Linked DNA regions of Mus musculus: all the other regions are linked to region 3. The links are chromatin loops, found by intact Hi-C in ENCODE. Cell type or tissue: heart. All regions are shown on one strand. Each heading gives the region's core, and the rest is flanking DNA. Links, peaks and the distances in the headings are about the cores only. Region 1 has its middle 12 kb from the start of Mir7662. Region 2 has its middle 8.8 kb from the start of Fam241b. Region 3 overlaps Col13a1 (collagen, type XIII, alpha 1). Region 4 has its middle 19 kb from the start of Mir7662. Region 5 has its middle 56 kb from the start of Fam241b.

Region 1 (5,985 bases), core at 87-5,086, 340 kb before region 3:
TCACCCTAACTCTCCCCAGCACTGCTTGCTGCCTCTCAAGGCAGCCCCCTCCCGCAGCTGCTTTCTGTCTCTGCGTGCTCATCAGTCTCTTTTCTAAAGCCTTTATGAGACAGGACTCACGAGATCTCTTTAAGGCTCTGGCTACTACCATTTAACATAATTATTTTGAAAGCCATTCATTTCTGTGGCCAAGTTGTATTCTGTTCCATTGTATGAACACACCATAGTTAGTTTATGCATTTACCAATCAATGGGCATTTTTAGCATTTTTTGTTGAGAGACAGACAGACAGACAGACAAGAGAGACTTGTAGCCTTGACTGGCCTCAAACTTCAAAGATGTCCATGAGATCAAAGATATGCGTTGCTGTATTCAGTGACAACTTTATTCTGTTATTGCAATGAACATTTGCATATCTATGCAAAAAACATACCTGGACTGGCAAGAATGCTCTGTAGTTAAGGGCAACACAAATGGGAAGAGAGAGCCAGGTTTTGCCAGTTGTCCTCTGAACTACACCCACAAATGTATATCATGTGCATGTATGCATACACACCACACACACATACACACCACACACATACACACGCACCACACACATACATATGCACACACACATACACACCACACCCTTGCACACACCACACACACATCCACACACATACACTAATAAACTGTATTTTTAGTTTTCATATTACTGAGTTTGGAGAACTCTTTATATATTCTAGATACAAGCCACTTACTATATATGTATAATTTGCAAATCTATGTTTTCTCTCAACCTTGGTGTAGAACACTGACTGCTCTCGCAGAGGAATCAGGTTCAGTTCCCATACCCACACGGTGGCTCACAGCTGTCTGTAACTCCAGTTTCAGGGAATCCAACATTCTTCTGGCCTCTGAGGGCACCTGCACATGTGCAGTGCACATACATTTAAAGAAAACCAAGTTGCCAGAGTGGCACACGCCTGCTGTCCTGGGTACCGAATGTGAGGTGAAAAGAGAGCTGAAGCCTAGGAGTTTAGGAGCAGCCTGGTTAACAGTGAGCCCTGCCTCTTAAGAAAAAGACGAGAAAAAGGAAAGAAGGAAGGAAGGAAAGAAACAACGAAAGAAAGAAAGAAAAGCCAAGCCAGGCAGTGGTGACACACGCCTTTAGTCTCAACACTTGGGAGGCAGAGGCAGGTGGATTTCTGAGTTCAAAGCCAGCCTGGTTTACAAAGTGAGTTCCAGGTCAGCCAGGTCTACACAGAGAAACCCTGTCTCGAAAAAGAAGGAGGAGGTGGAGGTGGAGAAGGAGGAGGAGGAGGAGGAGGAGGAGGAGGAGGAGGAGGAGGAGGAGGAGGAGGAGGAGGAGGAGCCTTGTGACAATCTTCCCAGCCAAGTAACCATGATGCAGGGAAAGTTTTTCTGTGCCTTCTTACAAAACAGTCATCCCAACTGTGTCCCCTAATGGAGGGGTTGGGGGTAGTAGGGTCAGGAGAATCTCATCAGCCACTCCCAAACACCTGTGGTGAGCCGCTCTGCCTTAATTGCAATTGGCCTCCGGTGGCTGGAGTAGTGTAGGCTGGGAACTGGATCTCCATCTATGCAGCCCTGGGTAAGTCACCATTCCTTTTGAGTGAAGGTTTTCCAGCCTTTTGCGGGAGGAGCACCCACGCTCCTTTAAGTAACCTTTTACCTGTGCTCTGTAAGGACGCCCCCAAACCTGACCGGTTCCCCAGAATGAACCCTGGTGAAATTGTGCCTTGGTTTGTCCTTGCGACCTTAGAAGGGAGGGTAGACGTTACCTGTGTCTCCCTCTGGGGAGAAATTTTAGAAGCAGCTCTCGTGTGGCCAGGCCGTGAACCCTTCTGTAGTTTACCCTACGATCACGTCTGTATTACCTAGCAGGGATGACAATTTACCCACAACTTCAGGGATGGAGCGCCAGTCCCCACCAGCCCCTAGGGGGAGCCAGAGTCGCAGTCTTGAGAGCCCAAGTCAGAAAACAAAAGCAAACAGCAGGAACGGAAGCATATGGCCGTTAGGTGGCGCTGTCTCCACACACTCCAAAGCTCAGCAACTGTGCTCCTCCTCACCCAAAAGGACGGACCACAGGTGAAGAAGGTTAAAAATTACACTCCAGCTACTGGACTGTAATGGAGTCTTAATGAAATCACTGTTGAGACCTAGTGTCCTAGGCCTGTAAACCCAGCACATAGGAAATGGGAAGCAGGAGGCCCAGGAATTCACAGCCAGTCTCCAGCCTCGGCTACATATTGAGTTTGAAGCAAGCCTGGGCTAGATGAGACCCTGTTTCAAAACAAATTGTTGACCTCGTGGATGCATAGACCAGGGAAAGGAGATTATTGTGGTTGGTTATTGTGTGGCAATGTGTCAGCGGGGACGGAGGGGCTTAGAGAGGCCAGGTGGCTCACCAAAGTTACATAATCAGGAGAAATCACAAGAGTCAGGCCTTGAAGGCCTCCATAATGGTCCTGTGCTTCCTCCTTGCCCCATCCTGGCAGGGCACCAGGAATGAAGAATGAATGAAGTTTCTCTCTGCCAGTGCAGCCCTTGTCCCTCCATCATTATGTAATCACTAGAGGAAGTCTGGGCCTTTGGGCATTCACAAGAGCCTGAGAGGAAGAAGCTAAGGAGAGGGGCAGGACTTCTATGCCAGAATGAGACCATGGGAGTATGTATTCACCCTGCGACACGAGGGTGGCCATCTTTACCTTGCCAGGAGACTAGACATGGAAGGAGGGTGCTCAGTACCTGCTCTCCCTCCACTGTTGCTGATGGCAGGATGCAACACACACACACACACACACACACACACACACACACATACATGTACGCATGCATCCACACTCAAGTATCACTGGCCTCACATTGCTACTGCATTGCTTGCCAGACCACTTAAAGCAAGATTTTGATCTGCTCTGTGTGTGTGTGTGTGTGTGTGTGTGTGTGTGTGTGTGTGCCCTCGTGCACTGTTGTCTCCACAGAGCTTAGATTGTTCCAGAAGCATGGTATACAGTCACTGAGTACCTCTGACTAAAAGATGATGGGCAGTGGTTGGAGCAGACAGGGATGGCCCCTGGGGCTTCTGGGATACAGTGGGCTAGCTGTATCCCACCTCTGACCAGCAGAGGACCAGGCTTGATACACAATGTAGCCTTGCCCAATCTTTGTCTCCCTCTGAGCCTCTTTCTCCTTTCCCAAAGAAGCATTTGAGGTGTCTAGATGTAATCGCTGCACACATTTGGATGCCTTTCTATGCCACCTGCCACTCTGCTGGTGACTGAGCTAGCTGCCTGTCCTCTCACTGGTCCTGTGTCCTCTCCATCAGCCAAAATAGACATTCTGGGCCCCAACCTCTAGAGGGAACCAAAGACATCACGTGACTAGAAAAAGCCTGATCTGCATCCACTGAGGACACAGGCTGTGTTGGAGGCAGAGCTAGGAAGGCAGACACTGAACCAGGGTTGGGGCTCTGCCCGCTGGCCTCAGGTGCCCTCTGGGTGCTGACTTGGCCTTGGTTATGGATGCTCCAGAGCCAGGTGTCCTGGGCCTTTCAGAGTCATTTGGACTCTTCTGGCAGCCAGAGTGGGGTTGGGGGAGGGGTGGAGCAGGAGGAGGAAGAAGAGGAGGAGGAGGAGGGGCAGGAGGATGAGGAGGAAGAGGAGGAGAAAGAGGAGAAAGAGGAGAAGGAAGAGGGGAAGGAGGAGGGCTCTAAAAGTAGAAGGCAGACCGGAGTCACCTCTTTCCTGGAGGATTTGAAAACAACTCCCAAGCCAAAGAAGAATCAGTAGGTGGAGAATATTTGCCAGGGCTGAGTACCAGGGACCTCAGAACCCCCACTTCCAATGGCATCTTGTCATTAGGGCAGCTTCAGAGTGTCACCAGATACTCAGTAAATACTTGACAGATGAATCTATGACATTAAATAGATTAATGTCCAATTTAGAATAATTTGTATTTTAGACGCTGTCAGGATTTGAATATGAGACATTTCTCACAAAGGAGAAGTTAAAGCTTTGTGGTTCCTGGCTAGTGTACTGTTTTGGAAAGGGCTGGAAACTTTTGGAGATGAGGCCTAACAGAAGAAATGTCCTTGGAGACTGTCCCTTGTCCTGGCCTGGTGCCCCTCCCCCACATCTGTTTCTGGGCTGCTGTGAAGTGAGCGGCTGCCGTGAAGTAAGTGCAGTCCTTTGTTGCATAGTCCCATCAATATGGTGGTCTGTCCAAGTGTGTGGAGCCAAGCAAGGGTGACCTGAGCCCTCTGAAACTGTGAGCAAGTCTTTCCTCCATTAAGCTTCTTTCTGATGCATTTGTTATAGTGACAAAACCCCTCACTTGAAACAGGCTCCTTCGAAGGAACAAGAGAATACTGCTTCTATTAAATGAAGGTCATGGGCTGGGGAAATGACTCTGTGAACAAAGGCTTGTCATGCAGATGTGAGGATTGGATTCCCAAACACACACAACGTTGTGTGGATGTGGCAGTCAGCCTGTGTGTAACCCCAGAATACAGGGATAGAGATGAGGCATCCACACAATAAGCTGATTAGTTTTACCTGGGGCCTTTATGCACACACACACACATACACACTCACATTTGCACAAACTTACACATCCATGCATGTGCAAACATGCATGTATGAATACAACATGGGTGTACATGTGCACAAGTGTGTACGTGTGCGCATGTGTGCATCACACACACAACGAAAGGCAATTCATGGTAGGGGACAACAGTCAACAAAAAGTATAGTATTTCAATGAAAATTAGATGTGGTTAGGGAGATGGCTCAGTGGATAAGATATCCTGCTCTTGCAGAGGACCTGGGTTCAGTTCCCAGCGCCCATGTCAGTCAGCCCACAACTGTCTGTAACTCCAGCTCCAGGGGATCTGCTGCACTCTCTGGCTCTTCCTGCACACACACACACACACACACACACACACACACACACACGTATATGCATGCAGTACACCCACACATGCACACTTAAATACAAATGGCTATTAAAAAAAATAGTAGACCTAAATGTTCGAAAATCTAATTTGAGATATAGCGGAGCAGCTGGAGAAACATTCCTGGCATCCAAAGGGAGAGGATGTGGTGAGGACAGAGCATCCTGTGACAGGTGCTCCCTGCTCTCTCAGATACTCCAGATTAAAGAAATCTTAGCTGTAATAAAAGTTGCCAAAGTAGACTCTAAAAAATTTTTATTTTATTTCTCCTCTTCCTCCCCCTCCTCCCTTTTCCTCCTCTCCCTTCTTCCTCCCTTCTTCTCCCTCTCTCTTTCCCTCCCTCCTGTGATGTGTGTTGCAATACCTGGCCTCTTTGGAGTACTTTTATTTTCAAGCCACGCCGGTGCTGGGAACTAAACTCAGGACCTCTGGAAGAGCAGCCAGTTGGTGCTCTTAACTGCTGAGCCATCATCTCTCTGGACCCTCTATGTGTAATTGCTAATATGATATATTGTGCTTACTAGTATTGCTATAAGAAGGGAAGGTATTATGCTAAGGAATAGAAGGAGATATTTAAAATTCGTAAGTCTCTGAGGGAGAGAGAAGGAAAATGGGACCCAGTGGAACCTTAGCCTTAGCTAGATGGCTTTGCTTGCTTGCTTCCTCCCTTTCTTCCTTTAAGATTTGTTCTCCTTTATGAGCATCTGTGTGCATGTACAGCACTGTCTGCAGAGACCAGAAAAGGGCTTGAGATCCTCTGAGCTGGAGTCACGGGCAGCTATGAGTTACTTGGCATGGGTGCTGGGGACTAAGTCCAGGTCCGCTGGAAGAGCAGAATATGCTCCTAACTGCTGAGTCATTTATCCAGCCCCCAAGTCTTTTATTTTATTTAAAACTTGGAAACAGAGCTTGGGATGTGGCACAGTTGGTAAAATGCTGGCCTCAGACACACAAAGCTCTGGCATTGATCCCTAGCCCTGCATAAGCTAGGGATGGTGGCATGTGCTCATAATTCCAGCATTTAG
Region 2 (6,360 bases), core at 557-5,556, 260 kb before region 3:
GGGAGAGACACAGGCTTGCCTTGTAAACCTGTGTTTTGAAAGTTGTCTCATCGCGCCACCTGGTGGAAAGTCTGCACAGGAGCATGGCTTCCTTCCAGGGAGATACTTGGAGGCGAGCACCTACAGTTTTATTCTAATCCACACTTAACTGTGGCTTCACCCTGGTCTGAGTCTAGCGTCAGGGAGAGTTACAAGCCTCCTGTCATTTTATCAAAGTGGACCTTTCCCTTTTCACCAGTGGGATGCAGGCTTAGGAGAGGAAGTCAGACTGGCTACTAAGATGCTCTCTTGGGTGTATGGTCTCCTCTCTACCCCTCAGTACAGGAAACCTGAAGCTGGCGTGCCTGGGGACCGCTGGGGGAGGATGAGTCATGGCTTCTCTTAGTGCCATTTCACAGCCTTGGTTATTTCTAGTCCACATTTCTGGTGACACATGAAGTGGCCCAGTGGGGGTCGGGGAGACTTGGTCCCTTTCTAGGGCTGTGTGCTCTGTAAGTAGGGGTGGCCAAACATCTAGCCCAGAACATCCAGAAATTGTCCACCAGCCCCTTTCAGCCCCTCCTAGCTTTGCTCAAGAGTGTGGTGCTCTATGGTTTTTTTTTTTTTAAATCAATGTGACACATGACATGGCTGTCATTTCTCCCAGGGTGCCAGTGACTTAGTGTTTGTCAGGCAGATCTGTTGCATCTCTGGGCAGGCGTGTCTCAGGTGCCCTGTCTGAGTGGGGGAGAGTGGATTACCTACAGCCATTGCTGGGCCCAGTAAGAAGTGTGTAGGTAGAGTCTGGGTTGAGGCATAGTGGCACAGAGAAGTGGTTTAAATCTGACCACAGCCTAAGGGACTCCAACGAAAGCTGCCGACGGTGTTAGGAATATTTAAAGTTCAAATTGCTTTTAAAATTCCAGTGTGTGTGTGTGGTGGGGGGAGGAAAATGTCTAAATCTGGTTACTACCTGTAGGGTATGGCTGTCAAGAAATTGGCCTGGGGTTGGAGAAACATCTCAGGCAGGCAACTGCTTTTCAAACATGAGGAGTTGGGTTTGATTCCCAGAACCTGCCCTCTCCGATATGTATGTACGCAAAGCCAGGCGTGGTGATACGTTTGTGATCCTGTGGTGGGAGGCAGAGACGGACATATACCTGGGGCTCACTGGCCAGTCAGCTTAGCCTCCTTGGCAAGTTCCAGACTAGTGAGAGACTCTGTCTCAAAAAACAAACAAACAAACCAGATTTGTGTCCATCTGCATCAGTCTGTGGGCATGCACGATTGTGCAGACACAACCCATTGTCATCGCCCCTTTAGTACACTAAGATGCAAAGGTCCCACAGAGCTTGCCTGGCCATCTCAATCAGTCAGAGGTAGAATTCAAGCCTGATCCTTTGGTCACTGACCCTGAAGTCTTTGAGTGGCATAGTCCTGGTTAGCCGGGGGCTGGACTTGAGGAGTCTCTGGTGTGGAGGCTGGGCCTCCTGGCTTTGAGTCCTTTCTCTCAGGCCTGTCTTTAACTGCTGACTCTAGAGCTGTGTCTGCAGATGGCCCTAAAGATTGGTCCCAGCTTGTCACCCCGGATTCATCTCTAACCTGCTTTATTCAGCAAGACTTCTGTCTCCTGCCAATTCCTTCCACTCAAGTGAATTTAACCAAAACCTGCCCAGACTCCTCTGACCCAGGTTCCTATTGGCTAATGGGGAGACAGCCTGTTCCTTACTAATTCTAGGCATGTGATTCAGAGGGTTTGGAGGGCAGAGAAGCAATTAGGTAACTGAAGTTCTTAAAACAGAATAAATGGCCCCTCAGTCTTCATAAAAGCCAAGAGCAGACAATACAGTTCTCAAGAATGATGGCCACCCCAGCGTTGCCTCAGAATCCACAATAGCTGCAAAGCACCAGCCATCACACCCTTATTTCCAGCATGTAGGAAGAGAGCCAAAGATAATTCTCTGACCACTCAGGTTCACTCCTTCTTGTCATATGGTCCTTCAGCAGCTTTGCTGTGAGTCTGTCAGTTTGATGTCTGTCCATCTCCTGACTCTCTTTTAGACCAGAAGCTCTGTGGGTTATTGCATCCAAACTACCTTTCCCGTCATTCTAGCCCTGCTGTCTGGTACAGTGCTTTGCATACAGCAAGTGCTCAGTAGGATTACAGGTGGAGGGAACAGCCAGGAGCCTGCTGTATACACGCTCTTGATAGGGCAAGAAGTTGGAAGATCGTCTAGATTAAGGGAGCATCATGATGAATGTGTTGCTGTGGACCAGGCTTCATCCTGGAAAGATGGAGCGTGAGAGCTTAATTTCCAGCAGACCCTGAGAGGTAGACCTGGCTGTGCCAGTGGGAAAACAGGACAAGGATGTTGTCACGCCAGACGGGAAAGCTGGGCTGTGAGCTTAGCTGCCCAGACTAAGGTCTACCATCCCCACCCACCAAACTGGTCTAGCACTAATCTCCCGATAGCCAGCTTCAGGAAGGGCCTGCATCTCTGCATTCTGAGTGGCTGTTCACTGTGGAGACCTTCCTGTGTCAAAGGGTGAAGAGGCCAGTCCCCACAGTGCCTTGTGGGTAGCTCTGGTTCCCAGCTATGCTCCTCTGATATATGTCTAGGAGCCCTGGGATCCTCTCCACATCAGAGGAGGGCAGGCTAGCTGCAGTGGACTGTCTCAGGCTTGATTGCACAGTAGTATTGTTGGGCCTAGCTCCTGCTTCTTGGCCAGTGGAGGTGGTGGGCCCTCTTGCACCAGGTTGCCTTAAATCACGTAGATGCTGAGAGACACATGGCACTGTATTTCTGGGGTGTTCTCCTTCCTCAGATTTGATGGAACTGTCCTCTGCAGGACAGGATAATGCTTGCTGTGTAAGCTGTCAAGAACCCCAATGGGGGAATTTCATACAAATTCCTTATCATGGACATGCATTGTAGCCCAGGGATGCCAATGGTTGGCTGAGGTCACATGGCCAACTGATGATCTGGGCAGGCTGTGTTCTGTGGTTCGTTCTATCACAGGACTCATATGGTCCCCAGGACACCAGAGGGTGATTAGAGATGGATCCTAGTCTCCCACCTGCTTGAAGAGATAGATTTGTCAGAGGCACAGTTGGGAGAGACCACTAGTCACTGCTGCCTTGCTTCCAGAGACCACCAGCAGGTGGTGCTACTTAGCTTCTAGGAAGAAAAGGACCAGCCAACGTGTCTGAGAGTAATTGGAGCCAGAGGCAGGCTTTGCGGGTGAGCTCGCACCCTGTGCTTGAGCACCCAGGGTCAACGGAGGACCTGAGGGACCCAGCTAGGCTTGTTCTGATTCCAAATCCTTCTGAATTTATCATCGATGGAGCAGCACTAGAGAATTACTCATGCTGAGTGAGTGACCTAGAGAGATGGAATACATCCATAAAGACTTTCAATATGGTGGCACCTTGCTACAACTGCTCATCCTTCTGGGCTTTAGGCCAGTTTCTTTATCTGTTTCATCTCAGCTCCTGGCCCATTCCCTCATATAGCTTCAGAGAGATGGCCTAGAGCCTGGCCTGGATCGAGATATTCTCTCTCTCTCTCTCTCTCTCTCTCTCTCTCTCTCTCTCTCTCTCTCCAACCCTCTCCCTCTTTCCTTTTCTCCTCCTCCCACACCTTTCTTTACTCTAGTCTCCAGGGACCCTGCAGGTCTAGCTCCACCCCCATTACCTCATCTGCAATGTGGCAAACCAATACCAATGGGTTTCTAGGATGTGGTTTCCATGGTGACCATGCATCTCCTGCCTCCTGGTGTTCAGCCCTGGGCAGGTTGCCTTGGAGATTCTCACCTCATTGAGAAGTGATTTGTGGCTTTTTTTTTTTTTTTTTCTATATTTCAGCAGCTTCTATTTAGGGACAATGGAGCCCAAATGGTTCTTTCTCAATCATAGTAAACCAGGATGCCTCTCCCAGAGCATTTTCCCAGCCATGATGTCCCAATGTGTTTTGTTAAAACAAGGTTTCCCTGCAAACATCCCCCTCTTATGCTGTCACTGTAGTTTTAGGATCGGAGCTTGTACACTGGCAGCCCTAAGGAGCTAGGCTTAGCCACCCATCCTCCATAGATCGATTACAGAGATAAGTACCAATGGAAGTGGAGAGAAGAGATGCACACAATACGGCCACCCTGAAAGGAAACAGACAAAGAGGTCCTGTGACCCTCAAGTCCACACTTGAAGCAATAACATGTTGTTTCAGTTTAACTAAAGCACTAGAGGTGTGCATAGTGGAGTGACCCTGGCCAGGGCATGTGGTCCGTCCCATCACCCTTGTTTCTGCTCCAAGTCTTTTCTGCAAGGTGGGCAGACAAGCAGTCAGAGTCGTGATCAATTGCTGGTGATGGCCAGGTTCCTCCTCTGGCTACATCACACTTCAGTCTTTTCCTTCTACCGGTGTGAAGTTCCCCGGGGTCAGTGGTTTGAATAATAGTCTACCAGCCAAGGGAGGGACACCATCTCTCTTCCCAGTATCTTTGTTCTGCCAAGGGTTTGTGCAACATCATGCACAAAGCACTTCGGCAGCCCCAGGTGGGTGGTCACAGAGAAATGTGTCAAAATGGACCTACTTTCCTTCCTTTCTACCCAGAATACCCTTTGAGGCCATGTGAGTCAATGCAGGAAGCCATCAAATGCAACCTGAGGGTGTCTGTCAGCAGCCATTTTCCCCTGAGTGGCTTTGGAGAGAAGGTGGGCATAGGGAAGATAGGGAAGCAAGCCCAGCCTCAGGCAGGGTGCTAAAAGGGGGAGCATTTGAGCTGGAGGGACTAGGGGAGGCCAAAGGGAGAGCTAGGGCTACAAGGAGGCTAAGTCCTGGCAGGGGAGTCCCCAGTACTGGTGTCTTTTATAAATCACCCCCACAGTGCAAACCTAAACCAGACCTCCTCTCTCCCTGCCAAGCAGGGAATGTGTTTGTGGACATGAAAACATATTAAATGCCTGCCAGCCCCTGTCCCCCAAGTTGAAGCCATTACAGTAATAAATGAAGGCAGGAGACTCATTAAAGAGTCCTCTCTCCCTGTTCTGCCAGATAGATCAGTCAAGGGAAGAGGGAACATGTGCCACCTCAGACAGAAGGAGGGGGCTCAGAGGGGGGTGAGGGACCCCCCAGAGGCATTTGCTGAACAGTCAAACACAAAGGATCCTAGTGGGAGGGGCAGGTGGGCAGGGGAGGGGAGGGGCTGATAGGAAGGGCTAGGAGAGGCTGCTGGGCTCCCGGGGACCTGTGGTCCATTTCCCTTCCTGCTTTACACGGCATGAGGGTCTCCGTAACCATGGAAACAGGCCTGCAGCCCAGGAAGGGATATTAGTGCTGGCTCTTGAGTTCTTAGGGAACACGTGACACACCAGACTCCCTGGGATCCTGTCCCGCTGCTCTCTTTAGGTGTCCAGGTCGATCTATATCACCTAAAGTCTATCTTAGGTGGACTTGGGGCGGGGTGAGGATTGGTGGCTGTCCTCTCCAGTATTCTAGCCTAAAATCAGTTCACATGGAGCCAGCTCTGTCCTGAGAGCAGCTCTGAGGACCAGGTAGGAAGGCTGGTCATCGTCATCGGATGAGCCACAGAGAGGGACTGAGGGCTTAGAGAAGGTGGCAGACAGCTTTCATCTTGCCTGGCTTTGATACATTGGTGATTCCTCCCTCCCTCTCTCCCCCCCTCCGCATCCCTCTCTCCCTTCTTCCCTCCCGTCCTCCTCCTTCATTTTCTTTTTATTCCTGTGGCCAATCTGCTTTCCAGCTCCATTTTGTACTAGTAAGAATCATCTATATAGTATGTTGTGTTTCCCGAGTAACAGTTTCTAGGCCTCTCTCTCTCTCTCCTATACCCTTGATGGCTTCAGGCAAACGGACCTCCTCACCACTTTGGTGGGTGGGTGGGTCACACTCTGTGTTTGACTGAGAAAGATCACTTCACAAGGAGGAAACCTTAACTGTGGCTCATGGTTTTAGCCATGTCTCCTCAGCCTGTTGATTTGGGCACGTGGCTGGGGGTGGGGGGGAACATGGCAGGTCAGGAGGCCAGGTTGGGCAGCTGGTAAGTAGGAAGAGAGACAGGGAGGGAGTCCCAAGGTCCCCTTCAAGGGTGTGTCCCCACTGACCCAACTTCCTTCCAGTAGGCCCCAACTCTTGAAGGTTTTGTAGACTGGGGACCAAGCCTTTAGCAACCTGGGCCTTTGGGGGACACTGCAGGCTCCAACTTTGGATGGAATGTGAAATGCTCACTTTTTCCTTCCTGCTTTCTCTCGCCCTTCTTCCCTCAGAAATAGCAAGGCCATCACTAGGCCTCCTGAAGCTGTCTGCAAACTCTAAGGGCATGGCTCTTGCAGAATTCTCTCCTGGTCTGTGCCTTCTCAGTGAA
Region 3 (6,360 bases), core at 616-5,615:
ACCTACCCCACCCCACAGTTTGGCAGGGACATGGGGTTGCTTCTGGACAGAGAAGTTCTATAATTAAGGTGGTGGTAGAGACCACCCTGTCTATTCTTCCAGGCTAGATCCCCTTGTGATAGCTCAACTGTCACCATCAGAACTAGATTATGGTCCAGCATCAGATATTAGATGCTAAAGACCTAGAAGGTTCTACTTAAGGTAGCTCACTATGAAGTGAGAAGTGGAAAGGTCTAGAATGCAATTAGGAGGAGGTAGGTGGTGGTCAGGTATTCCTGACATGTCTGGAGCTGAAACCCAGGAGCTGGTTTCCCCCACACCTAGTCTTGCTCTGGATGGTGACTTCCTATGTTGACTTCCTAAGTATCTATATGATCCTCTCAGCTAACTATAAAAGAAACAGAGGCAACGCTTGACCCTGCAGGCGCAGGTCCAGATGTTCCTGCTTGCCTTCCATTTCCCCGAGGAGATCCAGAGGCTGCGGTCACCACCCAACTCCCAGCCTCAAATCCTCCACCCTGTCACTCAGGAATTCTCTTTGGTTGATACAGTTCCTTGAAGGGCACCAGAGATGTCTTAGGCCACAAGCACAACAGAGCCAGCATAGGTCACTCGAACGGAGTAGCAAGCCTGCTGACACTGCTGGCCCACCTTCACATCCCCAGGGTGCAGTGTGCATGGCTGCCTTGCTTGACTTCCAAAGCATTTCCATTCATTAAAACTGGGTCTTTCCTAGACCACAGTTATGCCCTGCCCCCATCCCACCCTTCCATGTCTCCCACTCTCCCCCACCCCCACCTGTGTGCTCTCAGTTCTTCAAAGGCTCCTTCTTTTCGCCCTCTGCCTACTTTCCCACTGTGCCCTGCCATCATCCATGTCCCGAGGGAAATGCCCTCAAAGGCCCCTCTCCTCCACAGAGTTTGTGTGTAGTGTGCCGTACCGAGGCAATGGGGTGACTTGGCATGGCATGATGGACTGCAAAGGGGACAGAAGTCACCATGAAACTGAAATGCATGCCCCCTATAGTCCTTTCCGAGCCCAGAGGGGACAGATATCATTTGACTATTCAAAATGATATCTGTTCCAATAATGATGTGTTCTTTGTCTTGGACTGGCGGAAATGGGGAAATGGTGGAAAAGCTATTGACATAACTTGAACACATGCTAGGTTTCTTTGGGCTGGGGCAGTAGCTGCAGCATGCTGGGTGATTGGGAGGTTCGCTGCTGGCTGGGTGGAGGAGACCCTAGACTGCAATTCTAGGATGGGACTGAGACCTAGAACTCTTAAGACACCACCTGGCCTTCCCCGCCAGCCTGGCCTCTGGAAGATGCCTGGGTGGCTTCAGGATGTGCTAGAGAAGCCAGAATGTCAGGCCCAATAAGCCTGGTGAGGGTTCCCTCACAGGCAGTACCCAGAGGCTGCTGCTGCCTTGCCTCAGAGAGCACACAGTTTCCCACCCTGATAATTCATTTCACTCCAAATTCCAGGGTGTATCAGAGGCAGGGTCAGAAAGTCATCTCAAAATCATGTTGCAATCCCCCTGGGGCTGTGTGTCTCTTACCAGCCCCTGTTCCCACCCACTACTGACCAGTATCTGGGACTGTTTAGATGACATCTCCCACTGCTTAGGAAGAGAGATGAGCTCAGGCAGGCTGGGGGCCCCCCGGAACACCATCCCATCCCCACCAGGTTTGTAGAGGAAGGCCAGGAGGTCCACGTGCTGAGTGACCTGAGTTCTTAGAACTCCACAGAGTCTGAGCTGTGGGCATCTACCTGTGCTGGCTGACCCCACGGGCCACAGTAGCCTCTTAGCCTTGCCCTGCAGCACACTGGGCATTAACCGAAGGGAAAACGGTAGCATCTAAATGCTTCCCTCTTCCAAGATTCTGACCCAGAGCAAAAATGGAAGCAGACAGCAGTGGTAGGCCATGCCCCACCAAGGCTATGGAAATGTTTATGTCCTTGTCACCTGTCTGCTCAGACAACTATCTCAAGAGCCTAAGCGTTCTCTGCTTCCATGCAGGGAGAAGATGGCTTACCAGTCCAAGGCTGCTGGAACAAGGTAAGATTCCCAGAAGGCCATGCAGCTCTGCGTCAAAGGTGCTGCTCTTTCTCAACAGTGCCATAAAGTTGGCAGTTTCCCACCTGCTTTTCTGCAGATGAGACAGGAAGATGTGAGTGGGTCAAGAAAGTTGCTACCTCACCAGCGGTTAGCTGATGGGCGGAGCGGGGGCAGGGGCAGGGCATTAAACATCTCACTGCACATACCTGCAGAACACTTAGAGACATTTTAAGGAACTAGGTATATAGATCAGTTAATAAGAGTGCTTAGCATGCACAAAGCCCTGGGTCTGATTCGCAGCGCTGCGTAAATCCTGCATGGTGCTACGTGTACGTAATCTCAGCATCCACTCACCTAGGAGACGGAGGTGTCCCGAGCACCAAGATATCAGCAGATTTAAAATGCCCTTGTCATTTGCCATCATTAAAGCAGTCAGTTTAATACTATAGGGCCATCCCTCTCAGCCGCAGCTCCCAAGTCACAGGACTCCCCAGCCTAAGGGCAGAAGCCTTCCTTAGTCCTCGGCAGGATCCACAACCAGATGGTGGGCAGCCGCGCATGCGTGCCGTCTCCCTGCACCTCCCCTCCCCCTCAGCATCTTCTCAGTCCCCCACCACCACCCACCAAAGTTATCAGTATGTCCTCATTGTAGGGTTTAAGACCCTGCACTCACAAGACTTTGTACTTAGCCAGTCCAGCCCTATGCCACTAACTCTGAATTGCAGAGATGGCTCAGCACCCCGTGCCCCAACCCTCGAAATCTTGTTGATGTACAAATCTGGGGCAAGTAGGGAGACAAACAAGCCATCAGACCTAGACTGAGCACCTAGCTACCAAAAGTACTCACAAGTCAAAGAAAGGAAAAAAATTCAGCATTGAAGGGGCCATGTCTCCCAAGAATCTGTACTCCCTTCAGCCATGAATCCATTAAATAAAACCCTCCCCTGTCCCTAAAGAAAGATACTCCTGGTAAGCAGGGCATGGAACATGTTGAGTTTAGCAAGGGAGCCACAGCTGCTGTCCAGAGCTACAGCATGTTGGAGGCGCATCTAAAGAAGCCTATGTCTGCTGGATAACACCACAAAAGACTTCTGGACACATGTAGTAAATAGCGCGGTTTCCAAGACAGCGTAGAGAGACTGCCCTCTAGTGGCTGCAGAAGGGAGTAGCGTCAAGGTGAAAGTGGGGGGTTTCCCTTCTGGGAGTGGTATCTTACAGTCCTAAGGAGGGTCTTCCCTCTAGCGAGTTTAAAGTTTCACACTTCCCTATCAGAGGTTCTGAGGAACCAAATCCACCTCCTCTCCTCTAGGGGAGGCAGCATTCAGTGCTCCTGAAACTAACTATCCATTGTTCTGGTTTTGTTTTGCAGTGATGCCTCTAACCTGGGACTGGCCTGTGTGTGTTTGTATATAGGATATTTATTTTTATACAGTTTTCACCTTTTGAAAATGCCCAAACTATGATGCATCTTACAGATCATTAAGAAAGAAAGAAGAAAAGCCTGCAGATTTTGTACAGGAAATAACCCCTTTCCCTTTTTGTTTACAAGACATTTTTGTATAAATCTGTTTCTAATACACTTTCTGTCTGTGCGTCTGCTCCTAATGTTGCATGATATTTGTGCACACTTACTAAATATCACAGCTTCATAAATTATTGTGTTCCAGTGCCAAAGGGGGCCCACCAGCACAGAGGTGCTGTGAGCTTGTGTGTGAATTCACACACACACACAAAAAAAGTGGAGGTCGGTGGTGTTTGCCAGACTACATGTGTCTGACAATATTTTACATTTTAACTGACGGTCATTATTATAAGAAAAAAATAATAAAACGTGGCAATTCATGATCCTGGTTAATCTCTAAATTAAATCCATTCTGTCTTGTGCAAGCAGGAACCCGCAGAAGTGTGGAGCAATGTTGGGAAATGTTAGTTTCAACAAAAAAAGGACAGTGTTGACTCATTTAAGACATTTTCCCTAAGTCATGGCCTAAACGCACCTGAGTACTGAGGGTTCAGCAATACCGAGGACCCTGGGGGCTGCAAAGGGGACTTCATGCATTGCTTCAGGTTTGGGTAGGGCTTCTGGCCATTTTAGTCCCTCTTCCCCACCCCCCCCCCCAACTCCTCTGTACTGTTTCTGTTGCAGTGATAAAATACCATAGCTCAAAGCAGCTTTGAGCAGCAAAGGGTTGATTTGGGCTCACGGATCCAGAGCGGGGAGTCTATCATGTCAGGGAGCTACAAGAGCAGGAAGCTGTTCACATTTCATACATACACAGGGAACAGACAAGAGAACAGAAAGTGAGGCCAGGCTATAAAACCTCAGAGCCCGCTCCAGCGAGGGACGTCTCGCCCCATGGGTCCTATAGCCTCTCCAAACCGCGCCACCAACCAGAGGCGAAGGGTTCTGGCCTATGGAGGACATGTCCCATTCAAGCTTTCTTCTGAGTTATGATCTCTAGTAACAGCCGCTTCAGAGCACACTGTTGGCTTCACAGACGTCTGTGGATCCAAGCACAGCTAGCTGAAGGAGGGCGCTTTGCCTCTTGTGACATTCTTTTCCAGTGAAGGAGAATCACCCTGCCATACACCCCCACTAGATCGCAGCCACATTCGACAAACCTCGAGTTGTTTTGTAGGAAATGGGGGTGGCTAGAAAGATTGGCTCAGTGGCTTAAAACACCCCAGCAGTGCGCAGAAATCTGCAGCTCATATTCCAAGGGAATATGACACCTCTTCTGACCACTGTGGGAGCCAAGCATGTATGTAGTCCCCACACATACATGCACATGTGTGCATACACATAAAATAGATGAGTGGTTTTAAATTCCTTTTTACAAAGAAACGGAGTTGTCAGGCTTAGAAATGGATCCATCAGTAATGAGCCAGCTGCAGAAGCCTGGGTACCTGAGTTCAGCCCATGCTTGTACCCATGGGTACCCATGTTAAAAAGCTAAGTGTTGGGGGTCCATGCTTGGATATCCAATGCTCAGATGTAGGTCCCCCAGCCTTGCTAGCCAGCCAACTAGCTTAGCCTAATCAGAAAGCCTCAGGCTGGAGAAAGACCCTGACTCAAAAAACAAGGTGGATGGATCAACGCCTAAGGTTGTCTGCTGTTGTGACACATGTCCATACACACAAATACACATACATACACAGATGTATACAGATATATACAAATACATACACACATACACATATACATGCGCATATGTATATCAATATACACATACATATATGTATACATACATATACACATAAATACATATACATACACACATACACAATATATATATATACATATACAAATACACAGACATATATACATACATATACACACATGATACATATGCACACATATATACACAAATACATACACACACACACAATAGAGCTGTCGAGAGGCTGAAGCAAAAAATTTCAAATCTAGGGCCAACTTGGGCTGCATAGTAAAACCCTGTTTCAAAAAGAGAGAGAGGAGAGGGAAAGAAATCAGTTACATTGTTTCCCAGTCACAGGGCCTGCATGGTAAAGGTCTCAGGAAACTGCTTCTTTTTTTTAATTTTTCTCCATTCTCTTATTTGTGCGCAGTGTGTGTATATGTGCATGTCTGCATGTGTGTGGGTACATGTGTGGGTGCCTGTGCACGTAGCAAGTGTGTGGGCTTGTGGAGGCTCCAGGTGGTGTCGGGAATCATTCTCGATCCCTCTTCCTTCATATTCCAAGGCAGAGGGAGTCTCTCGATGGAATCCAGAGCTTGCCAGTATGGCTAGCTTCTGTAGCTGGGTTGCTCTAGGGCGTCTCAGGTCTCTGCTTTGACTCTGGGAGCCTTTATGTGGGCTCTGGGGACCTAAACTCAGATCCTCACACTTGCCTCCATCTGGTCTGATGAGCCCTCGGGATGGCCCCATGACTCTGCCCCAGCATCTTCCCATCCCAGTGGCAGGGACTCCAGACACATTTTAATTTCACTGTGGTTACACTCAGAAGTGAAATGTAACAAAGACTCCAGGCAGCAACATATTCCTCTTTCTACATCCATCTTTCTACCAGCAGCCGCAAAATAGAATGTTCTATTTTTTTTAAGGAGGAAAGAACCCACATAGGCAATCCAAAGCCACATGGCCCATCTCACGTTGTACTTTATTGAAACTGACCCTTTCCCTGACTTGAGGGTTTCCCAGTTCCAGCACTAACTTCCCCACTTTGCAGGGAGGACCTAGGAACTCAGAATACCCCCAGGTTCTCAAAAGGTCTGAGTGGAGTCACAGCTCAGCAATGACAACATCAGAATAAG
Region 4 (6,360 bases), core at 747-5,746, 340 kb before region 3:
AATCAAATGGGAGCATGTGGAAGAGGGACCGTGGGCTGTGGTCAAACCTGTCTTTACAATGTCTCTCCAAACTAGAGTCATCCTGAAAGAGGGAACCTCAATTGAGAAAATGCCCCCAGCGGATTGACCTATAGGCAAGCCAGTGGGGCATTTCCTTGATTAATGATTGGTATAGGAGAGTTCAGCTCACCGTGGACAGTGACATATCTGGGCTGGTGGTCCTGGGTTCTATCAGAAAGCAGGCTGAGCAAGTCATGGGGAGCAAGCAAGTAAGTAGCATCCCTCCATTGCCTTCTGCATCAGCTCCTGCCTCCAGGTTCCTGCCCTGTTTGGGTTCCTGCATTAGCTTCCTTCAGTGATGAACAGTGCTATGGAAAAGTGAGCCATAACCCTTTCCTCCCCAAGTTGCTTTGATCACAGTAATGATAACCCTACCTAAGACAGCCATCTTATTGTAGCAGGCTTGGAAGAATTGAGGCAGCTCCTGGGGTGAAGGGACACAACTCCACACTCAGCACCCCAAGGTCTTCCCCCATTTTAGGGACCTGCCTGGAGCCACACTGATTTGGTTTCAAGACTATCCTACAGTATAGTGACGCAGAATTGGAAGTTTTATTAACAATATTTTAATGTAGGCTTAAGCTGGAGTAGTTAAGAGAAAGAGAAGTGTTGTAAAGAAACTGAGTCACTTGAGTGGGAGCATATACTTCCCAAGGAAAACCACAGTGGGTGGGTAGGTGGGGTAAGATGTGTCCAGGTCTGAGTCTGGGCTTTTCAGTAAGTGGCTACTTGTCTGTGATGGTTTGTGTATGCTCAGCCCAGGGAGTGGCACTATTAGAAGGTGTGGCCCTGTTGGAGTAGGTGTGTCACTGTGGGTGTGGGCTATAAGACCCTCATCCCAGCTGCTTCTGGAAGCCAGTATTCTGCAAGTGGCCTTCAGATGAAGATGTAGAACTCTCAGCTCTGCCTGCACCATGCCTAACTAGATGTTGCCATGCTCCTGCCTTGGTGATAATGGACTGAACCTCTGAACCTGTAAGCCAGCCCCAATTAATATTGTCCTTTATAAGATTTGCAATGGTCATGGTGTCTATTTACAGCAGCAAGTCCCTAATTAAGACATTGTCCAAGCATCAGCTCTGATATTGTTTTAGGGGCTCTCAAGTTACATTTCAGAAGGTTACTGAGAAATTCTTTGATTCCTCCCCTCTTTCTCTGTGTGTGTGTGTCTGTCTGTCTGTCTCTCTGTCTGTCTGCCTGCTTTGTATTTTTTTTTTTTTTGAAACAGGATTTCTCTGTGTAGCCCTGGCTGTCCTGGAACTCCTTAGACAAGCCTGGCCTCAAACTCACAGAGATCTGCCTGCTGGAGTGCTGGGATTAAAGGTATTCGACACCACACCTAGCTCGCTTGCTCTCTCTCTCTCTCTCTCTCTCTCTCTCTCTCTCTCTCTCGATAAGATTTCATTCAAGGAGGCACTGATAAGACCCTGGATGGAACCATAAGCTAGTAGGGAAAATCAGGATCCACCAATGGCACTCAAGGAGCTTAGTGAGTATCCTTTGTAGCTAGAGAAGAAGTGTTGCAGGATATTTAATTACATGGTGAACCCTGAGATTGTGTTGTTTACTGGAAAAATATGTTTCTAGATGTGGTATGATTCAGCCTTAGCACACATATGTACACACACACACACACACACACACAGAGAGAGAGAGAGAGAGAGAGAGAGAGAGAGAGAGAGAGAGACCTTTAATCCCTCTAGCTGGAATGCAGACATGTCCTTAGTACACACCTTTAATCCCAAACAATGAAGGTAAAGTTAGTTTGTAGAAGGAAACACCCATGTTTAAAAGTGATGTCTAATTGAGTGGCAGACAAAGTGATGAATCAGAGAAAGATTTGACAGAATGGGATATGCCCAACTCTCACAAGAACAGAGAGGAAAGGGAAACTACTTAAGGGGCCAAGCAGAGAGAGAGATAGAGAGGGGGCAGTTTTACTGGGACAGTCGTACAGACACAGGTTGCAGAGAGAGAACAAGCCAGAGAATGAGAAGGAGCCAGAAGATTAGAACATAAATGTCAAAGTTAGTATGAGGCCAAGCAGAGCATTTCAGGAGAAGGTAGGAGAGAAGCCGGATTGAACCAGTCTCCTTGAAGAAGAGTTTTGTGCCAGAACAGCTGAGTGGAACCAGCCAGCCAGAGTTCAGGAAGAACTAGGAAGGGTGAGCTTACTCAAAGTAAGTCTCAGAGGCTGAACATTCTAGGCCTCGATTGCATCGTATGGAGGTTGCAAGCTTCCAGGACTAGGCCTAGGTTAGCTGACTCAGGCACTAAGCCTTGGAGATGACAATTACATCAGGTGAAGAAAAGTTGCTTTCACAGAGAAGGAAGGGCCTTGAGCAGCTGGTAACTGGGCTGGGTTTCCTTGCTCAGCTGCTGATGAGAGGCTTCAACTAGATTCTAGAATAAGGGCCCCTTTCTCTTCTTATATTGGGCCAATTTTCCATGCCCTTTTTTTCTTTCTCAAGGCTACCAAGATGTTGTCAAAGACCTAAGAGCCAAGTTAAGGAGGCTCCCACCAGGCAAAATCAACATGAGCTTTAATGGGGATAATATGTGTCATGGGTTGGAATCTTACAAATATTTCACTCATGAGTCAGTACTGTTGCTAAAACACAAAGAAGAGGAGAAAGTAAGAAAACTATCTTTTGTTGTCTTTAGGGAATGGTAGAATTGCCTTAAAGCCTCATCAATAAAGGGAAAGCCTCTACTCAGACATCTGTTTTGCTCTCCTGGGGTGCGAACTCTGAACTGGGTTTCAGAAGTCCCAGGAGCCAGCGGGCGAATCTATGCCCGTGTGCCAGACCAAGTCCAGAGGAAGCTCCAAGATGGCTGTCGTGGAGCCTCTCAGAACCTGGGCATACACGGCAGGAGGGAAGGCCAGAGACTGAGTCTACCTTCAGCCTCTACACCATATCAACCCCCTTCTTAGAAAAGGAGAAAATGGTCTGATCTGATGTCACTAAAGCAGTAACTATAAAGGAACTCAGCAAACAGGCTCCACTTGCTACTTGGCCATAGCCTGTCCTTTCTGATCGAGTGCGCCCCAGTCACAAGTCAACTAGAAACACCAGCGCCCTCCAGTCCCTCACCCCAAATTGTCAAAAGGCTCAGATGTACCAGCTGACTGTCTTAGCGGCTTTTCTAGTTGCTAAGCTAAAATGCTCTGACAAAGGCAGTTTAAAGGAGAAAGGGTTTGTCCCAAGGAAGGTCAAGGTGGCTGGAGCAGAAGAGGTAGGTCACCTGAGACCCACGGCTAGGAAGCAGAGAGCAACGCATAGCCGTGCTCAGCTAGGCTCTGCGCAATATAGCAAGCCCTTTGCAGACTGGGTCATCCCTCAAAGCCTCATTTTCTCTTTTTTTAATTCAGTGTGGGACTCCAGTTCACCAATCGATGCCGCCTATATCCACTGTGGATCTGTCCTCCTCAGTATAACCTCTCTGGAAACGATAGTCATCCGGAGTGTGTCTCCATGGTGATTCAAAACCCAGTCAAGTTGACAGTGATTAACTCTCTGGATGCCCATCTCCCCCAAACAGCATTTGTCCTTTGTAATCTCTCCTGCTTCTTAAGCATCCCAGAATTCCCACCGTGCTCCACCACACGCACCCAAATTTGGTGGTGGCATCTTCGGGGGCTGCACTTAAAATCAAATCCTTCTCTTCTTGACCAAAGGGGCTTCCAGAAGTCTCAGAATCTAGTCACTCAACTCCAGCCCTGTCGGGGCCACACTCAGGCTGGGAATACTGGTAGGACAGAGTGGAAGAGGTGCTTTGTCAGGGAAGACAGCCTGCAGCTGCCCCACTGGGAGGCTGGGAGGCCTGAATAGCGTCACAGAGCGCTGGGCCTTGGTTTGCTGAATGGGGGCTTGGCCCCTCCCTGGCGGTGGCCCGGAATAGATAGATGACATTTTCATTGCAAGTTAACAAGGGAAGAAATCCAATTACCTCACAAAGGGGCTCCTGAAGGGGCCTTGCAGAAAGAGGGAGGGGAGGGGAAGAGGAAAAGAAGGGAACCTGGTGACTCTGTGTGTGTGTGTGTGTGTGTGTGTGTGTGTGTGTGTGTGAGTGTGTGTGTGAGTGTGTGTGTGTGTGTGTGTGTGTGTGTGTGTGTAAGAGAGAGAAAGAGACAGAGAGACAAAGACAGAGAGAGACAGATTGAGAGAGTCAGAGAGAGAGAGAAAGCTTGTGTGTGTGTGTAAGAGAGAGAGAGAGAGAGAGAGAGAGAGAGAGAGAGAGACCAACCAACCGAAAGACGGACAGGCAGGCAGGCAGGCAGACAGTAAAAAAGCCCCTCTAGGGACTTGGGGACCTGTATGTAGGCCGGAAGGAACTTATGCCATTGGCCAGAGCTCCAGGCCCCAAGCCCCTTCTTACAGAGAACCTGACTTGGAGAACCAAGACTCCAGGCTGCTGAGGGCAGCTCCTCACAACCCTCTGTCCCCACGAGGCCAGCCCCCAGCTCCTCACGTCTGCCCTTTGCCTTTTCACTCTGTTGAAAGTCTACTATTTAAATTTGATATACAAGATAAAATAAGGAGACGAGGTAGAAGGCTCAGCGGCTAGACGCACTTGCTGCTATCCTAGTAGCCTGAGTCCCATCGCAGGACCAGGACCTACAGGATAGGGGAGAAGAAGCTGTCCTTTGATCTCCACATGTGTGAGCAAACACCACACACACACACACACACACACACACACACACACACTCTAAATTAACTAATTAAATGTAATAAAGGTTTTTTTTTTAAGTTAGAAATTAGAAATTAGGGGGGGGAAAGTAGAAAATAATTCTAAAAAGAGATAATTTGAATTACCCAACACTTGGAAGCCTCAGCAGGTGTTGGGGTGGTCAGGACCTGCGTGGAATCTGGGTGGTTAGCAAACCCGGGCATCTCCTGAACCTCAGCCTTTAAAGGCTCAAATAGCTGCAATCAAGCAAGCTGCCCACGCTTCCTTCCACCTCCCCAGGGCAACGGGTGTCTCCTAGCTCAGGGTTGCTTTTAACTTTGTTTATTCGAGGCTAAGTGCATAAGAGGGAACTGGGAGTTCAAGGTGTTGTTTAGTGGATCTACTTCATGCTCCAGGCTTCAAGGAAGTGGGAGGGTGGGTAGAGGAGGCAGAGAAAGACTGACAGTCTCAGAGGTCAGGCAAGCCCAGCCCCCTCCCCAGCTTTCCCTCCCTTGGGAGGAAGGGCTGCAGACCCCCTTAGGAGGAAATTAGCTCCGGCTTCCTCAGGCCCAGCCAGAGCAAATCGGCCTTCAAAAGCTCCGAGTCTGCAGGCCACACAGCGAGCCCCTTTGTGGCTCGTCAGCACATCCCTCTCCCCTGCCAGAACACGTCTGTCCAAAGAAGACTCTTGCAGGACACGGGGCTGAGACAGAAGGCTTGGGTGAGGGAGGGTGGCTGGCTGTCAGGATTTTTAACTGTTGGGCCAGTGCCCTCTCCAAATCAGCACATTGTATCTTCATCTACTATGTAGAGGGTTTTGGGGGGCACTGTGGTCCACAAAGTGCTTAGTCCCCAAGGATGGAACAACTCTGACCCCCACCACCTGGGGCATTCAGGCAAAGAGTGGAATGGGCGGGACTTGTGGGAGCCAAGCTCAGATCAAGCCACACCCACCAGAACAAGGACAGTTTAGGGACCTCTCTGGGCTTTGGTCTCTCTCTGTCTCTCTCTCTCTGTCTCTGTCTCTCTGTCTCTGTCTCTGTCTCTCTCTCTCTCTCTCACACACACACACACACACACGTTACCCTTGCTCTCATAATGGTCAAGGAGGGAAGTCTGGTCCCTAGTAATTCTCAGAGGGTCTCCAGTTAGCTTCTTAGGGAGGAGAAAGAGTTGGAAGACTAAGAGAATGGTGTGGGGCTGAAGCAGTCAGGAAACATGGAGTTTTCACACACACACACACACACACACACACACACACACACACAAAATCGGCAAATAATGACAGCAGCAGCCACCGCTCCCTAGACACCCTCTTGCCACCTTTCCTGGTGCTCCACTGCAGTGGGCCAAAGGGTTCTAACTTGGCTCAGAACCCTGATCCACTGTGGCTGGCTGCGCCCAGCATTTTCTGACTCCCTGCCCACAGCTAGTCCTTTGACTCTGAGGAAGCCTCTCCCTTGGTTAGTCGTTAGACTTAGACTTAGTTCTCTCCCTCCCCGTCTCCCTCTCTTTCTCCCTCCCCCTTCCCTTGTCCCCCTTCCCCTCCCCTTTCCCCTCCCCCACTCTCTTGTTCTCTCCTTTCTTCTTTTGCTTTTCCTTGTGTGTGTTTTGATGGCACATCAT
Region 5 (6,360 bases), core at 454-5,453, 220 kb before region 3:
CCTCTGCCTTCCCAGCAATGGGATTAGAGGCGCACATTGCCACGCCCACCAGGCTTTTGCATGGGTTCCGGTTTCGCGAGCCCCCAAAAGCCAGTGACCAGTCAAAGACAAAAGAAGACACAAAGGGGAGCCGGCTACTGGGACCCAGCAGGCTGACCTGGTCACACAGGCGCTGCTCCCAGAAGCCTTTGGTGGCAGCTCAGTCCTGCTGGATCCTCAATTTAGCCCCTCAGCTTGCTTCAAGCCGCAACAAGTGAGCTTATTTGTTGTTCTCGAAGTCCCAGAAGGGCAACTCAGAGAGCAGCTATGCTTCTCTAATGGAGGACCTGTTAGGGCTATTAGTAGCTACCATGCTAAGGAAACCCTGGGGGTGGGGGGAGAGAAGTTAGAATGCAGAACACTGGGCCAGGGATCACTTCTTTGGACCTGGGCCTTGAAAGGTATATTAGCATGTTGGGGTGGGGGTGGGGGTCTGAACCAGGACTGGTGGCAAAAGAGGGAGAGGTAGGGGGTAGGGTGGGCTATCCAGTGTGACCTTTCTAGAAATGGGATGATAGAGTAGAGTCAGGGGGCTTCCCCTGTACCCCACGGCTAAGAGATAGGACCACAGGCAGGGAAGTTACCTTGTAGCATGCATGACCCACTCCCAGTAGGACTGGGAGCTAGACGACCTTGGGGAGGGGGCTGCTGGAGGGACCTGCCCCCAAGCCCAGCCTACCCTTCCATTCTGGAGATGGGCTTGTCATGTATTCCGACAGCTCCCACCTGTTCACCAGCCTCCCTGTTCTGAAGGCCAGGCTGGCTTGGCACTGCTCAAAGCCAGGAATTCATGGTCATTACAGCATTGACTGTAGACACTGTTTGTTGAGAGGTTGCTACATGGCTGTTGTTTCCTGAGTGCCTTATGCCATTAATTAATTCATTTACTTCTCATTCATTAATTTACTTCTCAAAATGGGTTCCAGCCAGTCCATTTCTGCAGGCCAGGAAAGGAGAACTCCAGAGAGGTTGGGTTGCTGGTCCAAGTCACCTAGCTAGTAAGTGGAAGATCTAGGACTCGAACGGAGGCTGCCTGACTGTTCTCAATCACGAGGTTATACCTCTTCTCCCAGTTGCAGAGACTCTGGGGACATTACACCAGATGTGGAAGGTTTACCAGATGCTCTGAGACGGACCATCCACTCACCTGTCTCCTTCCTGCTCAACTCTCTTCCACATTTATTCTTTTGCTCTACGTTCATTGTTCTAGATCTTGTATTTAGGGCATTTTGTTGCCCAAGAATCTGCAATGGCTCCCCTTGACTTCTGAAAACCCTCAGCTCAGGGCTGGAGGTGGAATTAAGCTGGTAGAATACTTGCTTAGCAGGCAGAAGGCCTTGGGTTGGAGAATAAACCTGCACAGCCTAAGCCAGATGTGGTAGCACACAGCTGTCATGCCGCAGCTGGAGACAGGATGATCGGAAGTTTAAAATCATCTTTGAACTAGAGAGATGGCTCAGTGGTTAAGAACACCAGCCACTCTTCCAAAGGACCCGGGTTTAGTTCCCAGCACCCACATGGCAGCCCACAGCTTTCTGTAAGTCCAGTTCTAGGGGACCTGACACCCACACATACATGCAGGTAAAACACCAATACGCTAACATTAAATACATCTTTAAAAACTCCTCTTTGCCTACACAGCACTTGGAAGCCAGTCTGGGTGAGATGAGACCCTCCCTGGAAAACTAACGGGGGGGGGGGGGTGTAGCTTAAGAGCAAAAGCTGTTCTTCTTTTCCTGTGCTTCTAGAGGGCCCAAGTTCGATTCCCCGACACTGGGCAGTTTACATCTGCCTATAACTTAAGTTCTTGGGCAGTGATTCTCAACCTTCCTAATGCTGTGTCAGTTCCTCATGGTGTGGTGCCCCAAATCATAAAATCATTTTCGTTGCTACTTCATACCTGTAATTTTGCCTCTGTTACGAATCATAATATAAATATCAGTGTTTCCCAATGGCCTTAGGTGACCCCTGTGAAAGGGTCAAACTCCAAAGGGGTCACAACCCACAGGTCCAATGTCTCTGACTTCTGAGGGAATCCGCACATACACAGACCGCCTAGAACTGACAGGCAACCAGGATGGAAGTACCAGGAAGGCTTCCCTTACCTGTGCAGGTATATTTTTATATGACTGAAGATGCTTAGTAAAGCCCTCATGAGACAGGCTCCTGATCCCAGATGCAAGAGTAGAGCTAGATGGAAATACCAAAGCATTATGGCTTTTCTGAGTGGGTGTCCATCCACTCTGTCACAGGCACTTTGAGGATATCAAGAAAGGGTACCTAGCCTGTAAAGCCCCCAGCCCAAGACCTCTGTAAGCTCACCACTACCCACCCCAAGGCACAGACAGCTCACAGCTCAGGAAGGACCAGGAGGGTGGTCCAGGAGTGAATGAATCTGCCATCAGCCGCTGCCTCTAACCACCAGCCCAGCTGTGTGCTAGCAGACACAGACTTCAATCAGGGCACCCAGGAAATGGTTTGGCTAGAAGGCCCTGGGTGCCCTCTGCTGGACACTGGAGCCATTTCACCTTTTAGTCCCAGAAGGGAAGGGATTAGGATTCTGAGGAAGCAGATAGAAGGACAAATGTACCTGTTGCTTCTAAATGTCTAGAGAGCGGAGGATGCTGATGGAAGTTAAGCTAGGGAAGACCAACCCATGTCTCTTTTTCTATTTCCAGACGCCGCAGTCCATAGATGTGAAAGCCAGGTTGGACAACGGGTCACAGGGGAAATGAGCTCCTTCCCTCCTTCCTCCTCCACCACATCCATCATTTCCATCAGCACCAGCATTGGCCCACAGGGTCTCATGCTTACAAGTGGAAGCCTGAAGCCCAGCTTCTGCTGTGTTCCCAGGAGGCTCCCACTTTGAGCAGTACAGCTCATGCTCTGGATGCCCCTGTTGTGCGTGATGACCCTAGGTCCCCGTGGATAGTTTAGCATCTGTGGTCATAGAACTTGGGGCTAGGACCAGGGTCATTCTGACAGAGGCAGGGGTCAGCTTGCATGTAGAGCCTCACCAGGTGAGGTACCAAGTAGTACCCTCACCATGTAGGGTGCTCACCAGGTGAGGACCAGGGGCAGCAACACTCAGTCAGGATCATGGCCATGCAATCCAACAAATGCAGGAGGCCTGTGGTAGAAGAGAAAATGAGAAAAAATAGCCTGTGCCTCACCCATCCGTCCGTCTGTCCGTCCGTCCGTCCATCCATCCATCCATCCATCCAAGTCAGCAAGACGATTGCTCTGAGTCTTTAGAATTCTTACAACCTAGCAGGCCAAGGTCAGTTGCCAAGGCATCCAAACCAGTACCTTAGGCTTGCTTTGTTAAGGCTGTTCTAGGGTACAGAACCCTAATGTATGAATATTGGCTTCTTAGGTTTTTGTTGTTGTTTGTTTGTTTGTTTGTTTGTTTGTTAAATAAGACCAGGTCAAGGTTGGTAGAATATTTGGAGGGTGTGCACAATATTCTGGATTTGACCCCAGCCAGAGGTGGTAAGACATGTATGTATGTATGTATGTATATGTGTGCAAGTATGTGTGTTATGTATGTATTGTGTGTATGTGTGTGTATGTATGTGTGTGTATGTGTGTGTATGTGTGTGTGTGTGTGTGTGTGTGTGTGTGTGTGTGTGTGTGTATTCCCAGCACTTAGGCGGTAGACACAGGAAAATCAAGGGTTTGGGTTACATGAGATTCTGCATGGGATGAGGAGGTGGGGGAGGGAGGAGGAGGAAGAGGAAGAAGAAGAAGATGACCATGTAAAGGTACCCAAGAGGAGGGTCTCTGCAGTTCCTTGGGTGGGGAGAAGGTTAGCATGTAAGCAGCTGACAGTACTGTAGACAGGGTGTGAACGACACCAGCTGCTGAGAGTGGGTTCCGCAGGTCTTCAAGAGGCAGCTGGCAAACCCAGCTGGAAATGTGTGGGGTTGGTGCAAGTCTGATTTTCTGCACTTCTCATTGGGCCAGAGCCAAACCAAGTCAACCAAGCAAACACAAGTTACCCCAAGACATGGACTGGTGAACATGATTCTCACGTGTCTAAAATGTCCTCAGTGAACACGATTTGGTGTCATGTATGAAATGTTGACTACAAGGCAAAGGACCTCTCTGTTGACCTCAAATTCTGATTTCCTCTCTGCCGGTATAGGCTAAGTTTACATTTTCAAGAATGTTCCATGAATGGATCTCTACTTTTGATTTGCAGGGGGCGGTGTCTGATTTCTCTCATTCAGCCTACTTACCCCTTGTTTTAAAGTGTGTGTATGCACACGTGTGCATGTAGAGGCCAGAGGCCGAGCTCAAGGGTCCTCCTCAGTCACTCTCCCCCTGAGGATGGTAGACAGTCTCCTACGGAACTCTGGGCTCCCTGGCTCAGCCAGAGGCTGAATCCCTGAGTCCCTGGGATCTGTCCATTTCCAAGGCTGGAGCTGCAGTTTGCAGTGATGCGAGCGCTCTCACACAGATGCTGAGGGTCCAAGCTTGCAAATTCAGCACTTTACCCCTAGAGCCCCCTACCCCACCCCATCCCCAGGCCTCATCTAATGACCCCAACAGTCTCCAGACCATTGTTTACATCCATAGCTAATCAGTTCTTATGGACGAGTGGAAGTCCCACCACCTGCACACTCACGGCACCTGCTGCCACCACTCAGGGGCCCTACGCCTGGGGACGCATGCTTTCACCTTGCCCGAGTAAATCCCTAGGTGTAAAAAGAGACCTTTACACTGTTCTCAAAAGCAGCCTACAGTCTAGCCTCTCACCAGAGGTCCCATGGCTGTAGCTAGCCCACCTGAGCCTGTTTTAGTCGACATAGCAGCTTATGCTGGGCATTGACTTGCATGGGCTTGACGGCAGTGATGCTGAGTGTCTTCCCATGGGCTTGTTTGTGTGTTAGCCCTGGTGAGTGGCCTGCTTAGTCTTATGTTTATACACTTGGAAACATGGGCCATTTTCTTCCTCTTATGAGTTATAAGAGCTCGCGCTCTCTCTCCCTCCCTCCCTCCCTCCCTCCCTCCCTCCCTCCCCTCCCTGTGTGTGTGTGTATGTATGTGTTCCTGCATATAAGCACAGACATGCATATACATATATGAAGGTCAGAGGATGTCTTGGGTGTTAGCCTTGATTTCCACCTTGTTTGAGACAGGGTTTCTTCCTCCCTCCCTCCCTCCCTCCCTCCCTCCCTCCCTCCCTCTCCTTCCCTCTCCCCCTCTCGGATTGTATTTTTATTTTTAATTACGTGTGTAGGGGGTGGGATTATGCATATGAGTGCAACGCCTACCCACAAGAGCTGGAAGAGGGAGCTGGATCCCTCCAGAGCTAGTGTTGCAGGCACTTGTGAGTCACCTGATGTGGGTCCCAGGCAGAGAACTCAGGTCCTCTGTAAAGCCAGTGTCCGCTCTGAACCATGGAGCCATCTCTCCAGCCCTGAAACGGAGTCTCTTGTTTACTTGTGTAGAAAACAGGCTAGCTGGTCCTTGAGCTTCTGTGGAATTCTCCTGTCTCTGCCTCCCGTGGGATTACAGATGCATGGGACAGCATCCAGCTTTACCTGGATTCCGAGGATTCGAATTCAGGTCCTTAGGCTTGTACAGTAAATGCGCTATGTATGCATTGAGCCATCCCCCGAGCCGGAGATCCCTCATGGAGACTCGACCCAAGGCCTTTGTTGGATGCAATGCAAATAATCTCTCCTAGTATCTGGCTTATATTTCTGTCTTCATTCTGTGACTTTGTCTGTTGAAAAAGAGCAACCTTGACACACTTATTTATTTATTTATTTATTTATTTATTTATTTATTTATTTTCAAGTCAGGGTTTCTCTATGAAGCCCTGGTTATCCTGGAAAGCACTCTGTAGACTAGGCTGGCCTCCAAGTCACAGAGATCCACTTTCCTCGGCCTCCCCTGAGTACTGGGATTAAAAGTGTGCACCACTATGCCTGGCTCAAACTTTAAAATTTTTGATGCAGTCTGATTTTTATTTTAATTTATAATTTGTGATTTCTTTTTAAAATGTATTTATTTTTATTTTACAGTACATTGGAGCTTTGACCGCATGTATGTCTGTGTAAGGGTGTCGGATCCCCTGGAACAGGAATTACAGACAGTTGCGAGCTGTTGTGTGCTTACAGGGGATTGAGCCCAGAACCTCTGAAAGAGCAGCCAGTGCTCTCAACCACTGAACCATCTCTCCTGTCAGTTTTGTAAACTGAATGCTTATCTCTAAGCCCAAGATCCTTAGAGCAAATTTCTGTGCCGTCCTAGGTTAGGAAGTCAAGCTGCCTTATTTTCCTTTCTTTTCTCTTCCCCCCTCCCTCCCCC

The links. Peaks named below come from ENCODE experiments on the same cell type or tissue, not always from the same donor. Only the 100,000 strongest peaks of a DNase experiment are listed, where the experiment ranks them.
Region 1: it touches region 3 in a loop (7-fold over the local background); 13 of 42 quality-filtered maps call a loop at or near these places.
Region 2: a loop joins it to region 3, with 10 times the contacts of the local background. A loop is called at or near these places in 17 of 42 quality-filtered maps.
Region 4: a loop joins it to region 3, with 2.6 times the contacts of the local background. A loop is called at or near these places in 13 of 42 quality-filtered maps.
Region 5: a loop joins it to region 3, with 2.8 times the contacts of the local background. A loop is called at or near these places in 2 of 42 quality-filtered maps.

Annotation. Positions count from the first base shown.
Region 1 is chr10:62,179,252-62,185,236 of GRCm38, reverse strand. No RefSeq gene overlaps it. Among named protein-coding and RNA genes, the nearest start is that of Mir7662, 12 kb to the left of the region's middle. In heart, for the core only: a CTCF peak has its summit at 1,975 (motif pointing right); a DNase peak (open chromatin) is centred at 2,006; H3K27me3 peaks cover 1,282 bases.
Region 2 is chr10:62,099,056-62,105,415 of GRCm38, reverse strand. No RefSeq gene overlaps it. Among named protein-coding and RNA genes, the nearest start is that of Fam241b, 8.8 kb to the left of the region's middle. In heart, for the core only: a CTCF peak has its summit at 3,129 (motif pointing right); no DNase peak of the experiment used is centred there; H3K27me3 peaks cover 4,369 bases.
Region 3 is chr10:61,835,781-61,842,140 of GRCm38, reverse strand. It overlaps Col13a1 (collagen, type XIII, alpha 1), which reads left to right. Exons shown (of 41, transcript NM_007731.3): 40 at 2,025-2,063; 41 at 3,433-3,907. The coding sequence ends at 3,435. Among named protein-coding and RNA genes, the nearest start is that of Gm40674, 6.1 kb to the left of the region's middle. In heart, for the core only: a CTCF peak has its summit at 3,213 (motif pointing left); no DNase peak of the experiment used is centred there; H3K27ac peaks cover 1,195 bases.
Region 4 is chr10:62,172,272-62,178,631 of GRCm38, reverse strand. No RefSeq gene overlaps it. Among named protein-coding and RNA genes, the nearest start is that of Mir7662, 19 kb to the left of the region's middle. In heart, for the core only: no CTCF peak of the experiment used is centred there; no DNase peak of the experiment used is centred there; H3K27me3 peaks cover 1,103 bases.
Region 5 is chr10:62,051,754-62,058,113 of GRCm38, reverse strand. No RefSeq gene overlaps it. Among named protein-coding and RNA genes, the nearest start is that of Fam241b, 56 kb to the left of the region's middle. In heart, for the core only: a CTCF peak has its summit at 2,545 (motif pointing left); no DNase peak of the experiment used is centred there.